Regions from separate parts of the Mus musculus genome. Here region 2 is linked to region 1. A link is a loop called in an ENCODE intact Hi-C map of the cell type or tissue named here. Cell type or tissue: gastrocnemius. All regions are shown on one strand.

What was found. A loop is a pair of places that touch in the nucleus more often than their neighbours do. Peaks named below come from ENCODE experiments on the same cell type or tissue, not always from the same donor. Only the 100,000 strongest peaks of a DNase experiment are listed, where the experiment ranks them.
Region 2: it touches region 1 in a loop (1.8-fold over the local background); 2 of 42 quality-filtered maps call a loop at or near these places.

The regions. Positions count from the first base shown.
Region 1 is chr2:157,653,854-157,661,853 of GRCm38, forward strand. No RefSeq gene overlaps it. Among named protein-coding and RNA genes, the nearest start is that of Gm34293, 19 kb to the right of the region's middle. In gastrocnemius, no CTCF peak of the experiment used is centred here; no DNase peak of the experiment used is centred here.
Region 2 is chr2:157,917,202-157,925,201 of GRCm38, forward strand. All of the region lies in intron 1 of Vstm2l (V-set and transmembrane domain containing 2-like), which reads left to right. Among named protein-coding and RNA genes, the nearest start is that of Vstm2l, 6.5 kb to the left of the region's middle. In gastrocnemius, no CTCF peak of the experiment used is centred here; DNase peaks (open chromatin) are centred at 4,529, 4,887 and 7,372.

The sequences.
Region 1 (8,000 bases):
GAGGCATCATGTATTCCCCAATACTGAGCAAATCTTGAGATGCCAGTAAAAGAAGCCTTTCCAACTGCTCCTCCCTGGATAAAAATCAAAGGATTGAGTTCTGTACAACTGCCATTGACTCCACAAAGCACCCACTTGTGAAAGGGATGCATTCTAAAGTCCTGTATGAAAAGTCCCTTTTTCATAACAAATTCCTTCTCTGGGTCATCTATCATGTTGGGAGAAAAGGAAAAGGTTTTACTCTGATCTGCCCAATGAGTGATGGAGGATTGACAATCAGACCAAGACAGGATCAGCCCTTCATCTTCCAAACTACAATGAGGGGCTATTTTTGGTTGGTGTGGACGTTCTTTGTCTGAAAAGTTAGGTGGTAGAAATGTACCATTAACCCAATTTACCTCCTGCCAAAAGGTCCGATTTGTAAAGGTTATCTCTACATTGGAAGTATCTTGGGTTGTGCTCACCCAACCTCCTCGACGCTCATTAAACTTCCCCAAAGCTCGGGCTGTGAGGTTGATACAATTTCCTGGTCCATTAATTTGAAAACATAAAGAACCCTGTTCTAGTAAAGAGCGATTTTCTCCTAATGGTGCTCGGGTGGGATCATAGGGTAAATATGGCAAATCCACTGTTTTATTAGTAGTAAAGAATTTTGGAAAAACTATAGCATCATGGCGAACTGGCATTGGTTTAGGGAAAGTCGAGAGAATAGCCCATCTCTGCTCGCCCATTATACTAGGAACCTGAGACAAGTTCAGCATTGTCAGGATCAGGAACAGTCCTCGGGAGGTCAGCATCTTCTGCACCATCCTTGATGAATATCCTGCGGGTGAGTCGTTCCGGCAGCCAAAATGGGTTGTCTTCACTCTGTGGAAAAACACAAACAGCTCCCCGGGATCTGATTAAGATAGGATCCGGGCCTTTCCACTGACCAGTTAAAACATCCTTCCATTTGACCATTTCTTTTGGTCTATCAGGGTCTGAGCTATGTCGCTCAGCTGCAGAGTGTCCCTGCTCGTCGAGATTCAAAAAATTAAGTGTAAAGAGTGCCATAGATACCACTACTCTTGGCACTGAGGGCAGAGTCTCATCAACTCCCCTTTTTGTTTTATAAGATAAGATTTGAGTGTGCAGTAGGCACATTCCACAATGCCTTGTCCTTGAGGATTATAAGGAAGGCCAGTCAAGTGAGTGACATCCATTTGATGACAAAATTGTTGAAATTTAGTAGAAGTATATGCTGGCCCATTATCCATTTTTAGAATTGTGGGCTTGCCCCAAGCACTCCACGCTTCTAGGCAGTGCTGTATAACATGAGAGGCTTTTTCACCTGTTAAAGGTGTGGCAAACATTACACCAGAGCAGGTGTCAATAGAAACATGTAAATATTGATTTCTTCCCAAAGGAGGAAATATGAGTGACATCCATTTGCCAGACCTGTAATGGCCTGACGCCACGAGGGTTTACCCCTACATGAGGCGTAGGTAAAAATTGACCACTACTTCTGCACATAAAGCGGAGGTGCACTAGGACCCTGAAGCCGACAGTCCGGAGGCCGAGCAGCAAGCTGGCTTTCGCCAGCCGCTTTTTGCCTTTTTCTGGACTGAGTAGCTTACATTTTATCTTGCTGGTACCTTTCTCCCTTATAACGAACTGCTTCCTCCTCCGAGTCCATTTCTTCAGAGGCGCTAATTCCTTCATCTGGTTCTGAGTTACTAAGAGCTAGCTGCTTAAATTCATCCAGTGGCGGGTAAAGGCTCCTTTCCTTATGTGCCTCTCCAGCTCGATCTCCCTTCTTCTCTCCCTTTTCATCCCTTTTTCTTATCTCTCCCAAGGCATTCTTTCCTTTATATCTCTTTTCCTCGGGCTCAAGGCCCGTGGAAAGGCCTAAATTCTTCAGTGCACTTTGTTTCCTCTCTACTTTTACTTTCTCTCCCCGCTCTACCTCTGATAGACTTTCTTGAATTTTGTCCAGAACTTTCTGCCCCGCTTCTACCATTTGCTGACAATCCTCATAGTCGTCATGCAAACAATCAAAAGGGCTTCTAACTCTGGAGAAATTTCAAGATTGTACGTACCTTGTAGAGCCTTTTGTCCCACGGTTCTGATTCTGCCCCGCGAACGAGGGATCTTCCTTGCGCCGGTGTGATGACAGTTCCCGGGTTCTTCGGCGCCACTTATTGCGTCCCGCTCGACCGGCAAGAAAGACGCAACAAACCAGAATCTTCCGCGGCAAGAGCTTTATTGCTTGTTTCTCAGGAAGATCCCAAACCGGGAAAATGGCGCTGCTTTTATAACCCGCAGCGTGACGTTTCAGCACCTGATATGGCGTGACAGCTCCCGATTCGTTGCTTGCCCATCACCCCACTATTACACCCCGAGAATGGGAGTGACTAGGAGTGAATTCACTCTCGCACCTGCGTACAAGGCTTGTTTACTAGTTAGGCACAGCGGAGGCCCGCACCATCTTATAATGGCGATTGCTCGCGGCACACACGGCTCTCCTCAGAGATTACTGGCAGCACGCATGCGATTGCTCGCAGCACGTACCGGCTCTCCACAGTGAGCCACCATGTGGTTCCTGGAATTTGAACTCAGGACCTTCAGAAGAGCAGTCAGTGCTCTTATCTGCTGAGCCATCCATCTCTCCAGCCCCTAGATACCATTTCCTTTGAAAGGAATGTAGGATCTAGTTTTAAGGGGACCCAAGACCTGGGGCAGTGTAAATCTCAAGATGAGTTGACAGTAACAGTGGATAATATATTGAATATATTGAATAAAACAGGAATCCACCAGGAAGAAGGAAGAGAGGGAGGGAGGGAGGGGAGAGGGAGGGAGGTAAAGGAGAGGGTGGGAAGGGGGTTAAGGAAGAACAGAGAGCCGCAAAGATGAGCGGAATGGAGCTGCTGGGATGTGCATGCCAGCTTAACACGGAGTGGAGAAGCAAGTGACACAAAGACACACAGAGAAGATGCTCTTGATCTGAGTCAACACAGTTGGGCACAGGTCTCAGAGGAGAGGCGCACACTGTGCCTGAGAAAGCAGAGAAGCCACCTGCTGTCGAATCACCTCTGGGGATCTGGAAGGAGCCCTGACCCCTTGGAAATCACCTTCCTGTTCTGTAGCTTGAGCGCCTGCAGGTGCCCAGCTGTGCACGGAATGTGTTTAGGGTAGTTTGAGGCACTTAGCAGTCTGGAGGGTAGGACAGGGAGTAGGGGAAGACCTGATAAGCTTGTGCTGTTTGCTTTGAAGCAGTGCATCCATACGTAGCCCAGACTGGCCTCAAACCTCACACTTTTAATTCTTCTGCCTCAGCTCTCTGACTGTTGGGATGCTAGGCATGTGCCGCTAACCAGGCTCTAGGTCTGGGTTTCCATGGTGGCTTCATAGTGCACATAGTCTTTTGGGCCAGGGACTTCCTGTCTAGGTCTGTGAATGGGCAGGCCCTTGTGTCAGGTCCTCCCTCTTTCCTACCTTCTCTATTCTCAAGCTCATTTTTTCTTCCGTCCCCTTCTTCCTTCTTTCCTCCCTCCCACCCTCCTGGCCTCCCTCTCTTTTTCCTCCTTCCTTTCCCATTGTTTTTTTTCCCCTTCCTCTATGTCTTCCTATAAATATTTACTGGCTATCTTTTACACGGAAAGCTTGATTCATCTCATTAGGCCTAAACTCCCTTGCTGGACTGAAAGTCTTGAGAGAGAAAGAGATAGGCATGAATCAAACCAATTAACTCAGTTTCAAACAACGATAGGAGCTATAAAGGAAATGAACAAGCTTCAGAGAGAGGATGATGGAAGACTCGGATGGAGTTGTCAGGGAGAGAGTCTCCATAGAGACAGGTGGGGAAGAGAGGGGGCATGCATACAGAAGGACCGGAGGTGGGGAAGTATTCGGGGAGCTTGCTGTATTGAGGTAAGAAGCAGAGGGCGAGGCTGGGGAGACGGGGATTATGATAGTGTGGGCAGGACAATGTGCTTCCACAGCGTATGACACGGGGCCATAACCGAGGGAACAAGAGGGTACCTGAAAGAGGGCGGGAGCCTCAGGACCTCCGGCTGGACTGTTCCGCGTTCCCTTTCTAGTTCAAGGCCTTGTAATCCCTTAGATCCCACTCACCCTGACTGAAATTGGCATTGCCTGACTGTGTGACTTTCCTGGCTGATGCTGCCATAGTATAGGTGTGGTCATGAGGGGGTGTGGTCATGAGGAGGTGTGGTCAGGAAGGGGTGTGGTCATGAGGGGTGTGGTCATGAGGGGCTGGGAAGGACTTGCATGGTGCTAACCTGGTCCTCAGTCTGGTCCTCATGCAGTCATTTCTAGCTGGATCCGTGCATGAGGAGGAAGAGGAGGAGAAGAGGAGAGCATGGGAGAGAGGAGGGGTATGGGAAGGAAGTAGGACCAGGGAAGCCACTCAGTTGCACCTCATACTAGCTAGCTAGCCCAGTACTTGTTTAGTTCTGGTTATCCTGGCTGTTTTGTGTGTAGTGCTTGGGGCATGGTCACATGGCACCAGGACTCTGGGACTTGTTTGGGACAAGAGAAGAAAAGAGAGAAGCCAGGATTCTATCTTTTTTCTCCAGAGGCCTCGCCACAGGCTCTAGGCAGGTCCTTCCTCATAGGGGCCTGGGCTTGTTTTCCATCCATTTATCAACACCTGCTCACTCACACCTTCCTCCCAAGCTCAAACTGCAAACTCAGGTTGTCCCAGTACATGGTTACTCTGTATCATTGCTATGACAAGATTTGTTTTTCTGTTTGCCGTCTCCTTTTTATTCAGTTCGGGATCCTAGCTTAGAGAACGGTGCTTGCTACCCACAGGGTCTTCTTCCTACCTGTGATGGCTTGTTTGGACTGTCAAAGTGACACAATTTAGAAACACCTGGGAAGATGGCCTCCAGGAGGAACTGCCTAGATCAGGTTGGTCGGTGGGGATTATCTTGATTATGTTAACTGAGGTGGGAGAATCTACCCACTGTGGGTGGCACCAATCCCTAGGAAGAAAATTCTAAATGCTAAAAGAACGGAGACAATACACTGAGCGCTAACATATTTCATTCATTTTCTCTTTGTTTTTGGACTGAGGATGTGACCTGTGCTTCAAGTTCCTGTCATCCTTGACATCCCCACAATGATGGACTACAACCTGGAATTATAAACCAAATAAGCCCTCTCTCCCTTAAGTTGTCATAGCAACTGCAAAGGAAACCAAGACTCCACCTCAATTAACCTAATTTAGATAATCCCTCACAGGCGTGCTCCGAGGCTAACCTCATCTAGATAATCCCTCATGGCCACGAGCAGAAATTCTTTTCCTAGGGTCCTGTCAAGTTAATCGTTTTAATCATCACATGACCACACTCCTCTCTGGCTTAGCCCCCCACCCCCAGCAGCTCTACCCTTTTTCAGAGAGAAGTCAAACCTCCCTTGACTGCCATACGAGGTCTGTGAGGGGCTCCTCTGCCCTCATCAGCAGCTCAGCTCCTACCACTGCTCTGATGGTTGCAGTTCCAGTGTCCTACATCCCATTCCTTCCATTCCTTTCTCTGTCCTTTGTGCTGCTATCCCAGTCTCTCCGTCTCTTTGCTTTGTGGGTGCCTGCCTATATGCTTTGTTTCTAATGAGTACCCACTGAGCTCTTACTGTGTACCAGGCAACATGGTGAGCCTCGTGCATGGTTGTTCTGGTTCACTCTTCCCCCACGACACTAGGAAGTGCCACTGTATCATCTCTGCCTGGACTGCTCATAAATATGGGCTCCGAGGAGTAAGTCTGCTGGGCCAAGGTTACACAGGCAGGCACACACTGGGGAGAGAATTAGTATATTCTCTTCTGCTTGCAGAATATCTGCTCCTATGCAGGATCTCTACGTACTCAGCTCGCAAACACTATGCCATACTCTGCCTGAAATGTCACCTCCGTGGTGCCCCCATCCCCTCATGACAGCACTTTACTGATCTCCTGTTGCAGAGAAGAGCCAATGAGGCTCAGAGAACAAAGGGATGCTCATTGGGTTCTGCAGGCACGAAATGGTGAAGCCAGCTGTATCTCCAGACGCAGATCCCCATGTCCAGGCCAGACTTCTTGGCGACAGTGGCACTGAGTTTACTAGAAGCTTCAAAATCCATCCGGAATGCTGACTGGCTGAGTCCCAGGGACTTGTAGCTCTGACCCGTCCACCAGTGCCCTGCTTATCACAAGATTTGGGCAGGAGAGTCAGGCTCTAGCAATCACCCCTCTTGCCTACAGTGGCATCTGCCCCCCCCCCCAACCCCCGCTCTCCAGGCTCAGGCTCGGAACGCAAATAAACACAAAGCCAAATGACTTTCACTCTGTCCCTTCCAACTCAGTGATTTTGGAGGAGAATAAATACTGAAGCCACTGGCATGAATAGAAATTAATCTAGAACCAGGCTAACAGCATGGGGATGTTTGTGGGGAAAAAGGGGGGGGGGAAACTTCTCAATTTAAAATCTCAACACAAATAGACTCTTCTAAGGTCAGATGAAAGAGAAATGTGTTAGGAAAGCAAAGCAAAAAGATGTGGGGGGGGACACTCCCCCTTTCTATCTTACCTCCCTCTCTTCTCTCTCTCTCCTTCCCTCCCCCCCTTCTCTCTTCTCCCCTTCTGCCCACTCCCTGCTCTCATTTCCTCCTCCTCCCTCATCCTGTTCACCTCCCAGTTTTCTCCCTCTGCTCTTTCCTTCCATCCTTCCCACCTGTGTATTTACATCTATCAGTCTCTCTCTCTCTTTACTAACGTGTGTGTGTGTGTGTGTGTGTGTGTGTGTGTGTGTGTGTGATTGGCAGTGTATGCATATGTGTGTTTACATTTGCATGCCTGTGGTCCTCTCTGCATATGCAGATACACTGTACACTGAGGCAGAACAACTATACAGCTAGTCCAGGTAGCCAGCTTGCTCCAGGAATTCCACTTTTACCTCCAGTTAACTAGTTTTACTGGCACACTTAGCATTTATGTAGGTGCTGGGGATCCAAACTCCGGTCCTCACACCTGAGTGGCATGCACTTTTACCCAGTGGTCCATCTCTTCAGGCCTCCCTTTCCGCTCAGCAGCAGAAATTGCACCTCAGGAGAGTAGCATGACTTTGGCCACATTGTTTCTCTACTTTATGCCCCTTTCCCAGTAGTCTTGGTTGGAAGTAGGCTTTCTGCTTGTCGAGGGGTACTGAGTATAGCGACACAATCCCAGGTAGATGACCTTAGTTCTGGAGGGTGGGCAAAGGTCAAGAGCAAGCATCGTTTGGCAATGGAGGAATTCAAGTGGATGAACATACATACGTATCTTGTGACCTCAGCATGTGTGTGTGGTGTAGGTGTATCAGTATGTGTAAGCGTGCGTCTATGCCAACATGCCCACATGTGAATGACAGAGCGTCTGTCAATTTACACCTTAACTTTTTCCTATTTACGCGAACATGTGTATATATATCTATGTATTTGTGTGTATGATGGTACACATATGTGCCATGGTGTGCATATTGAGGTCAAAGGACAACTTGAAGGAGTTGGTTCTCTCTTTTCAACCACATGGGTCTCAGGGATTGAACTCATGGGTCATCAGGTAAATGTCTTTGCCTGCTGAGCTATCTCTCTGGCCCTCCAGCTCAGTTTTTGGGGCAATGACACTGACTGAACCTGAAGCATGTCCTTTTGGGTAGACTGGCCAGCTGTCCAGAGAGCCTGTCTCTGCCACCCAGTGCTGGGGTTATAGACCCACATGACCACAGTCAGCTTTTTACTTGGGTGCTGGACATTCAGGCCCTCTTGCTTTCCCTTGGGTACCCTTACCCACTGAGCCATCTCCCTCACCGGCACCTTGGCCTCTCCACCTCAGCTCAATACTGATCTGACACGAAACTAATTTGAAACCAAGAAACAGAGGGGTGTATAAGGCCTGGTGGGTGGGTGGGCCTTCAAAGGTCAGGGTAGAGCTATGTGGAGTGGGCAAACGCCACATATTGAGTCTAAATGAGGAAACTGTGA
Region 2 (8,000 bases), 260 kb after region 1:
CACTCACTTAATCACAAAAAGAAACAGTTATTAATGATAGTGAGACGCGGCGAATAAGTGGGTCATGTCTAATAAGCCATTTGTGTTCAGGAGGAGAATACCAATTTGATAAAAGCTGTGTGTGCTGAAAAAGCCCCGAAATTGCTGTTTAGCAGATTGGAGCCTGATCGTTTCATTATTCCTGGGCTCCGCATGTCCTCAGCTGATTCAGGGAATAAGGCCAGGTCAGGATGGTGTCTATGGGTTTAGGAGAAAGGGTTGGGGCTCGGAGCAGGGAGTCCTAGGGATGAACCCACAAACCTCAACTGCTTAGCTTGGTGTCAGCTCACGGCTGCAGCTCCACCTGATCCTGCCCAGCCACCAGCTATTGCCTTGCACCTGTCTGTCCCTGGGGTTGTCACACGGAGTGTCTGTGACCAGGCAGGTCAGCCAGCAAGGATGTCTGTTTACTCCCCAACACCCCCCTCCCCCAACGTCCACTCAACCGCCTTCAGAGGAAGCATCGCCAAAGCTTGCAGAATGGATGGTGCCTGGCTCTCAGAAGGCACCCGAACCCCAGCACTCAGAGACAGGATGGGGAGACTCACACCTCCTACATCGCAATGGCAGCTGCTCTGGCTTTCCTCACAAGAAAAGGGCAGCTCATGGCTATGCCCCTAGCAGGGGTGGGAGGGGATGGACCTACAGTGTATGGAATGCTGACTGTGTGTTCTAAGTGCCCAGACCTCTCCCCACTGTGAACTCATGCAGGCTGGCATTAGATAGATACTCAAGAAAACTGCGTTTGGAGAGCTCACCAAACGACTCACCCAAGGTCACTGTGCCTGTGCAGAACCTGGAGGACCACATCAGAATAAGGGGTGCCAGTGACTCTGGATCTATCATCTCGAGGCCAGCCTCTGGGCAGACTCAGCCTAGTCCTGTAATGAACTTCTTTCTCTGCAGAGCCCTAACTCCAGGGGGGGTTCCCCGGGGAACCGTTAAGGCCGCATGTTTCACCAAGAGGGACCAGAAGCTCTGGAAGGAGGCAGATCTTACTGGAGTCCATATCTAAGCTTCCTGTGCTTTTTCTGGGTGTGGACAGGAAGGCAGAAGCTTTGTGAAGACATTTATAGGCCCTAGTCTGAGCCCACCAGGTTATTTGTGATAATGTATATGCCCCCATAGGCCTGCCTGCCCCTCCCTCCCTCCCTCCCTCCCTCCCTCCTTCCTTCCTTCCTTCCTTCCTTCCTTCCTTCCTTCCTTCCTTCCTTCCTTCCTTCCTTTTCTTCTTTTTTTCCATTTGTTTATTTTGTGGAGGTGCACATGTGGAGGTCAGAGGAAACATGCAGGAATTGGTTCTCTCTCGCCACTGTATGAGTCCTGGGGTTTGAACTCAGTTTGTCAGACTTGGCAGCAAACACCTTTACCTGCTGAGCCATCTCTGCTCCCTTCTTTCAGTCGTGCAGGGGGGGGGGGGATCAAGCCCAGGGCCTTGTACTTGCCGGGTAAGAACTGTCCCGCTGAGCTACGCCTCGGTCCCCGCCCCCATCTGCATTTTAATGAACTCCTAGGCAGCTCTTGGCATCTGGAGACGGGGAAGCCCTGCCTCCAACAGTCACCCCTACCTGCTAGGGATGGAGAGTGGGAATCACCGAGTACTGAGCTTGCTTTGGCTTCCTGAGGAGGAGTGATCTAGACAGAGAAGCCTCGAAAACCCACTGCAGCAGGCAGCCCCCAACCCAGCCCACCACCTTCAATTATTAACGTCTCCCTAGTGCAGACAGAGCCCCCAGCTTGGCCTGGCTCTCAGTCCAGTGAGTGATTGCTGCTCTGAGGTGCTCTGCATTGCCAGGAAGAAGCAATGGGGTGCTCTGGAGGAGGGGCTCCTGGCTTTGACTGTAGCTCATGTTCTGAAAAAAAAAAGTGTCTCTGGCCTTCCCGGGTTCCTTGCCTAACTGTTGGTAGCAGCTCACCATCGATAAACTGGCTGGTTTGGTGGCTGGATTACTGAAGAAAATCGAGTCCTGAAGGTTCTGATGTTAAAAATGTGTGTTCTCCTTTGTCTCCTACACTAGTGATTATGCCATCAATACTCTCATAAATACTCAGCCTGGGCTTGAGGGCTCCCAGGCTCCTGTGGGAAATTGGCCCTCAGAAATGGTTTACCTCAAGGCCTTCACCCTGGTCGCTTTTGACACCTTGCCCATCAGCAGACTCCTGGGGCCAATTCTGCCAAACTACAGCTACAGGTGGCCTCTCGGACTCTACTCCTTGTTACACACTGGGACAGCAAGGGTGATGGGGAATTTCCTTGTGACCTGCAGGGCTACATAGCAAGACATCCTTAGGAGGGAAAGCCACCAGATGGATTGATTGATTGATTGATTGATTGATTGATTGATTGATTATGGAAGGAAAGAATAAGGAGAGAGAGGGGAAGAGAGGTAACCTGACTTAAGCCCACTTCCAGGTACTTACCCACTCCCTGAGACTTTAGGTCCAAACTAAGTTGATGGGGCTATGGGAAAAGCATCTGAAGCCAGCTCTGGGAGGTGCAGAGAAGGAAGGAAGGGAAGATGGATAGGTGGGTGGATGGATGGATGGATGGATGGATGGACAGCAAGGTAAAGGTTTGAGATACAAATTCTCACACTTGCTCCCTCCATATTAATGTATTTTTAAAACACTAAGATAATTTAAGTATCACAAGTTTACAGTAAAAACCTTATAAAATTAGATTCTCCTCAAGGCTACTGGTCACCGTCAGGGGTGGGTACGACTGACGTCACTTTGCTGTGGGTAGCCTGGGCCCAGCCCCTGAGTACTTATGGATGTGTTTGCCAGGTGGGTGAGGGGGTCCAAGGGAGTTTCCTCCCTGACCCGATGACCCGTCAGAAAAGAAGCAGAAGGTTAAACCATAGAAGCCAGCCAGCCAGTGACCATCGGTGATACAGGATCAGGACCCACCTGCTGAGTCCCTGCCGTGCCCAGTATCCTGGAGAAGGAAGGTGGGCAGCTGAGCCTACAGCTATTCCTCAAGCTCACCCACCCACCACCACACACACAGCTGAATACTTCCCCTCCTCCTTGGAAGCCATCAGTGGGATCTCTGGGGCCTTAGTTCAGTTCGGCTTCACCCCCCAAACTTCAGTTTCAATCCCTCCCAGAGCCTCCCCGGAGCCTCAGCAAACCTGAGTCCTCCCTGAGAAACGGGTCTTAGGCAGAGCCCAGACAAACCTCTTACGTTTTAATAGTTATGCATTTATTTTAATGTGGGCTGGAAAATATAGCCAGCACATCAAAACTGTGATTTCACAGATACGATTGCTTAGGATGAGACTAACCGGGTATTAAAAATAGTGGGCTTGTTTATAGGAAACCATTAAGACCATCATAGTACAGGTGGGACTCAGGTCTGGCTGTGGGCATCCAGAGTGGGAATGGGCAGCTTTGGGGGCATGCCAGGGCTATACGTTGGTGGGGGATGCTGCCAAGTGTTAGAAGCTGTTCATTCATTTATTCGACAGACACCAATTGAGCACCTGCCTCGTGCCAGGCCATTCAGCTCCTGGAAACTATTAGTGAAGTGGACAGATAAGGTTCTTGTCCTGGGGAGTTGTCGGGCTTGTGGGAAAGACAGACAACGGTACCCAGAAGGAATATTCAAGTAGATTTTGTGAGGCTATTTAGGGAACAGGGAAGCAGGGTGTGACACTCAGCTCAGAGAAGGGAACTCACCTCTGGACCGTGACAGTGTGTAGAGAGGGCTTCCCAGTCCAGAAAGGGTGCGAGCAGGAGCCAGCCACTCCTCAGCTGGGGTTATCATGGGCAGGTTCTACTATATAGGTTCCTGAAGGTTCCTATCCTGAGCCAGTGCAGGGTGGAGAAGCCTGAACACAGCAAGTGTTCATAAAGATCTCACACATTGCCAGCTCGCCACGGGCTGATTAGGAGTAGGTGGGAGGGGAGATGGAGAGCTGTGTTGGGATGGGGACATGGGCCTGATGGCTTTACTCCAGCTCAGAGCAAAATGTTAACATGGAGAGGGATGAACAGACACACCCGTGGCTTTGCCCAGCCCTCCCTTGCCTCTGCCTTGCTGGGTGGCTTCCTTGCCTGTCTCCTGGCCTCAGTTTCCCCATCTGAACAATGCTGAGTTAGCTTCTAAATGCTAGGCTTCTAAAATCCCTTCAAAAAAGTCCACACTCTGCTCACAGTAGCAAATGTAAATGGAGTTGGGGGTGGAGTGGGGGCTGGGGGAGGGTGGGCTGAGGTTCCTCACAGCCTGAGGCACATTTATCCAGTCTCTTCTCCACACACTTCTCCATTTTTTTCTCTTATCATGTGGTCATCGACACAGAGTCAAAGGCAACCCAGTTTCTCAGATCAGAATGCTGAGGGAAGGTCAGATATGACTGACCTGGAGACACACGGCTGTGGCAGGACACAGCCAGGCTCAGTCTGGGCGAGAAGCACACAGCCAGGCGCCTGAGTTTTCAGCTGTTTGCTTGGCTGCCAGCAGAGTGTGTAGGCAGTCCCTGGTCCTGAACCTGACAGTGCCCTGGCTCGGTGCCCTGGCTTGTGAATCTGTCATGGGGGAGGGAATGCCAGGGTACTGGGGGTGCTGTGTTCTGCCTGAAAGAACCCACAGGGTACTCCGGAGTCCCAGTCTGCCATTGTCGGGAGAATGCGGGGGTTCAGTGAGTGTGTCCCCACCTGGGATTCCCAGCTTGGCAATGATGGTTTTGCTTAAATGCATGCCTGTAGTATGTTTGGGTGGCTATCGCTGGAGAGAGGGCAGGCTGGGAGGGAGTCTGGCTATCCTTTCGCTTCCCTGCGGAGGAGCCAGCCTGGGACCCTCTGTGGCCTTTGCTTCAGGGTCAGCCTCCACTGCCCTTGGGATATCAGCTCAGGAGCTGAAAGGGGCCGTGGAGAACTAACAGCTTGGGGTCAGCAGTGCCACCTGCCAGCTGCTGTGCCTGCCATCTACCTGGTCTTCCTCCCTGGGCCCACTTCACCCTGGTAGTCTGTCTCTCCAGAGCTTTCCCTCCTCTTTTCTTCCCTCTCTGCCTTACTATCTTTGTTCGTTTCTCTGTGTCCGATATTCCCATCTTCTCTCCGATGTCCCTCACCTGCCCCCACCTTTCTCTTCTCTGTCTGTACACCACACAACACACACACCCACACACACCACACATACCTCATTAATGGCAACTCAGAACCACACACATATATTACCTATTTCAAAAACACACAGAGTGGGTATTCAATAAATGTCAACCAAATGAGTAAATGAATGAGTGAATGAAGAATGAATGAATGAATAAGTGAGCAATTGTTGAGACTTAGAGGGTCCCAACTTGCCCAAACCGGTGGCTCTCCACTTTTCTCAGTGACCGTAATCCTCTGAGTCTAATGAGAACCCCACTGCTGTATGCATGTGTGCACATGGAGAGGAGGCCAGAGAACAACCCTAGATGCTCCTCCTTAGACCCAGATCATCTTGACTTTTTGAGACAGGGTTTCTCATTGGTCTGAGTCTTATCAATTAGCACAGGCTGGCTAGCCAGCAAGCCCCAAGGATCCACCTATCCCTGCCACCCCACTCCCCACCCCTACCCCAGCACTGTAATACCACCACCTCCCCCTTTATGACATTGGGGATCAAACTCAAGTCCTTGTGCTTGCAAGACAGGCACTGAACCGTGTCTGCACACGCCCCGTCGGAGAGTGGGAAAAGCCTGGGTCAGGGCTGCTGCCGTGTGGGAAACAGGAGCTCAGGCTGGTGTGGGAGGCTGGAGGAGATGCTGCCCACCATGAGACCAGGAGTATAGTTCGAGGCTCACTGAGTGTGGGCTTGGGGGGTTGCTGGTTCAGCATCTGGGGAGGAGGTGTATGCATGCCTCATGCGTAGAGTATGTCCTCTCCCAGCCTGTGCCTGTGCCAGGCTCCTCTCCCATCGCAAACCTGTGCCCTTCCCTGCCTGCCTCACTCCCATCCTTCCCTCTAGCTGCCCTCCAGGTCTCCTGTGCTCCAACCCTCACCTACCCTTGACATCATTCTACTGCCTAGCTTGTGGATGAGAAAACTGAGGCTCTGGGAGGCAGGGTGGGCTGGGGCCGCCAGCCTGGATTCCTCAGCATACTCTTGGCCGCCAGGAGTGCCCCCTGTGCTTGGACCTTCAGGCTTGCTTCCTGGCTGAGGTGGGAAGGCAGAAAGCGTGTAGCCAGGTGTCTGTTTTGCTTTGTGGGGCTTTAAAAAAATCATTTCCGGCCTTGGAGACAGCAGCAATTACTGCTGGCTCGCAGGGGAGCTGTTTGCCGCCTGTCATCGGCCCTGGGAAAGGGTCCCTAATGGAGGCCCTGCGGCCAGAGCTCTTGGTAGTGGAGACAGCACTCAAAACAAAGCCACACTAATGGTCTCTGGGCACGCAGACTCAGAGAGGGAGGGGCAGGTAGATGCCCCAGGAAGGCCCCGGGGAGGGGCTGGTCACCCACTGGTCCCTTTGTGTGCTTAGATCCCCTGCAGGCAGGGGTCCCCTGTCACTAGCCTAGTCCTGCATGCCCCTCCTCCCTCAGTCTCTTCTCTGCTTTCTGGTGCTGTTCCTCTAGCCTTGGCAGAGGGAACTTTAAGTGTGAAAGCCCCGAGGTGGGGCAGAACCCCTTCTGTTCTTGATTCTAGAATTGTCCTTGGGTTTAGAGAGGCCAGGCTAAGCCAGTTCTTTCCCAGGGAATAGAAGAATAGAGCCTTGGAGAGGGAGGGGCCATACCAAGCCCACTCTATGAGGAAATCAGTCATGTGTCAGGACTCCTTGGAGCTGGTGTGGGGCCCCATACGCCCATTTTGCAGATGAAGAAACAGAGGCACCGAGATTAGCCTAGGATTGGACTATGTTGAGAAAGTGCAATGGGAGTTACAGCCCGGCTCTGTCTGTCTTCAGAGCCCTCGCTGAATGGCACCTTGGGGATCCCAAGGGCAGGTTGAACAGGGGCTGTGACTTGGCAGACTTGAGGTTCTAGGTAGCGTCCCGGGACAGCACCAGACCAGAGCTGTCCTTTCTCTGCCCCTGCTCAGGAGCACCCTGGGTGTGTGCTTCTGCAGCTGTTGCTGCCCTCATCTCTGCCTTTCCCCCCTTTTTCTGCTCCTGCCTCTCCAGGGGATCCTCCTGATTCCTTCCCCCCCCCCCCTTCTTTCTTCTCTTGGCTGCATCTCCTCGCTCCTTCCTATGACCTAGGATAGCTTCCATCCTTGCTCCTTGCTCTTGCCCAAGCTTTGGAGTCACACCATGGGGGCTTGGATCTTGGCCCTCATTCACACAAGTGAGCCCCACTGGCCCTTGGGGCCGGGGACCCCTACTAGTTCTGCAGGACCAGCCAGGTAGGGAAGAAAGAGTGCCCGTAGCCAGCGTGACTCTTGGTCTTCTTGGCTCCCTCCTGCTGGCCCTGGCATTCCTCCCTGGGCCTCCCACACCTGTCTGCCTCTCCCTCCCTGTGCCCTGTGTAGGAGGAGGAGGAAGCAGGAATTCCACCGGGGAAGCCTGATCAACTCCCACAATCCTGCAAGTGCCAGAATATTTTTGTTCTCCTTAAATCTCCCTGGATGTGTAATTCCACTGCCATCTCCCTCGATGTGCTGGTGGCCTTGGGAAGATCCCTGCCTCCAGCTGCTGGATGACACCATTGCCTGCTCAGTGTCTGAGGGGCCTGGCAGGAAACTGAGCAGGCTCCTTCCTTCTCCGTGTCTCAGTTTCCCCATAAGTAATGAGGAGAGTGAGCAGGGCCATGTTTCCTGGCTGGAATGGGAGTCAGGAGAGAATTCTTACTTCACTAAAGGAATAATTGGGTGGTGGCGGCACAGGTCTTTAGTCCCAGCACTTGGGAAGCAGAGGCAGGCAGATCTCTGTGAGTTCAAGTCCAGCCTAATCTACAAAGAAAGTTCCAGGTTTCAAGCAAGCAAAAGAACAAGAAACACACAGCCCAGTTGACAGAGTGCTCGCCTCGCGTAGCTGAAGCCTCAGG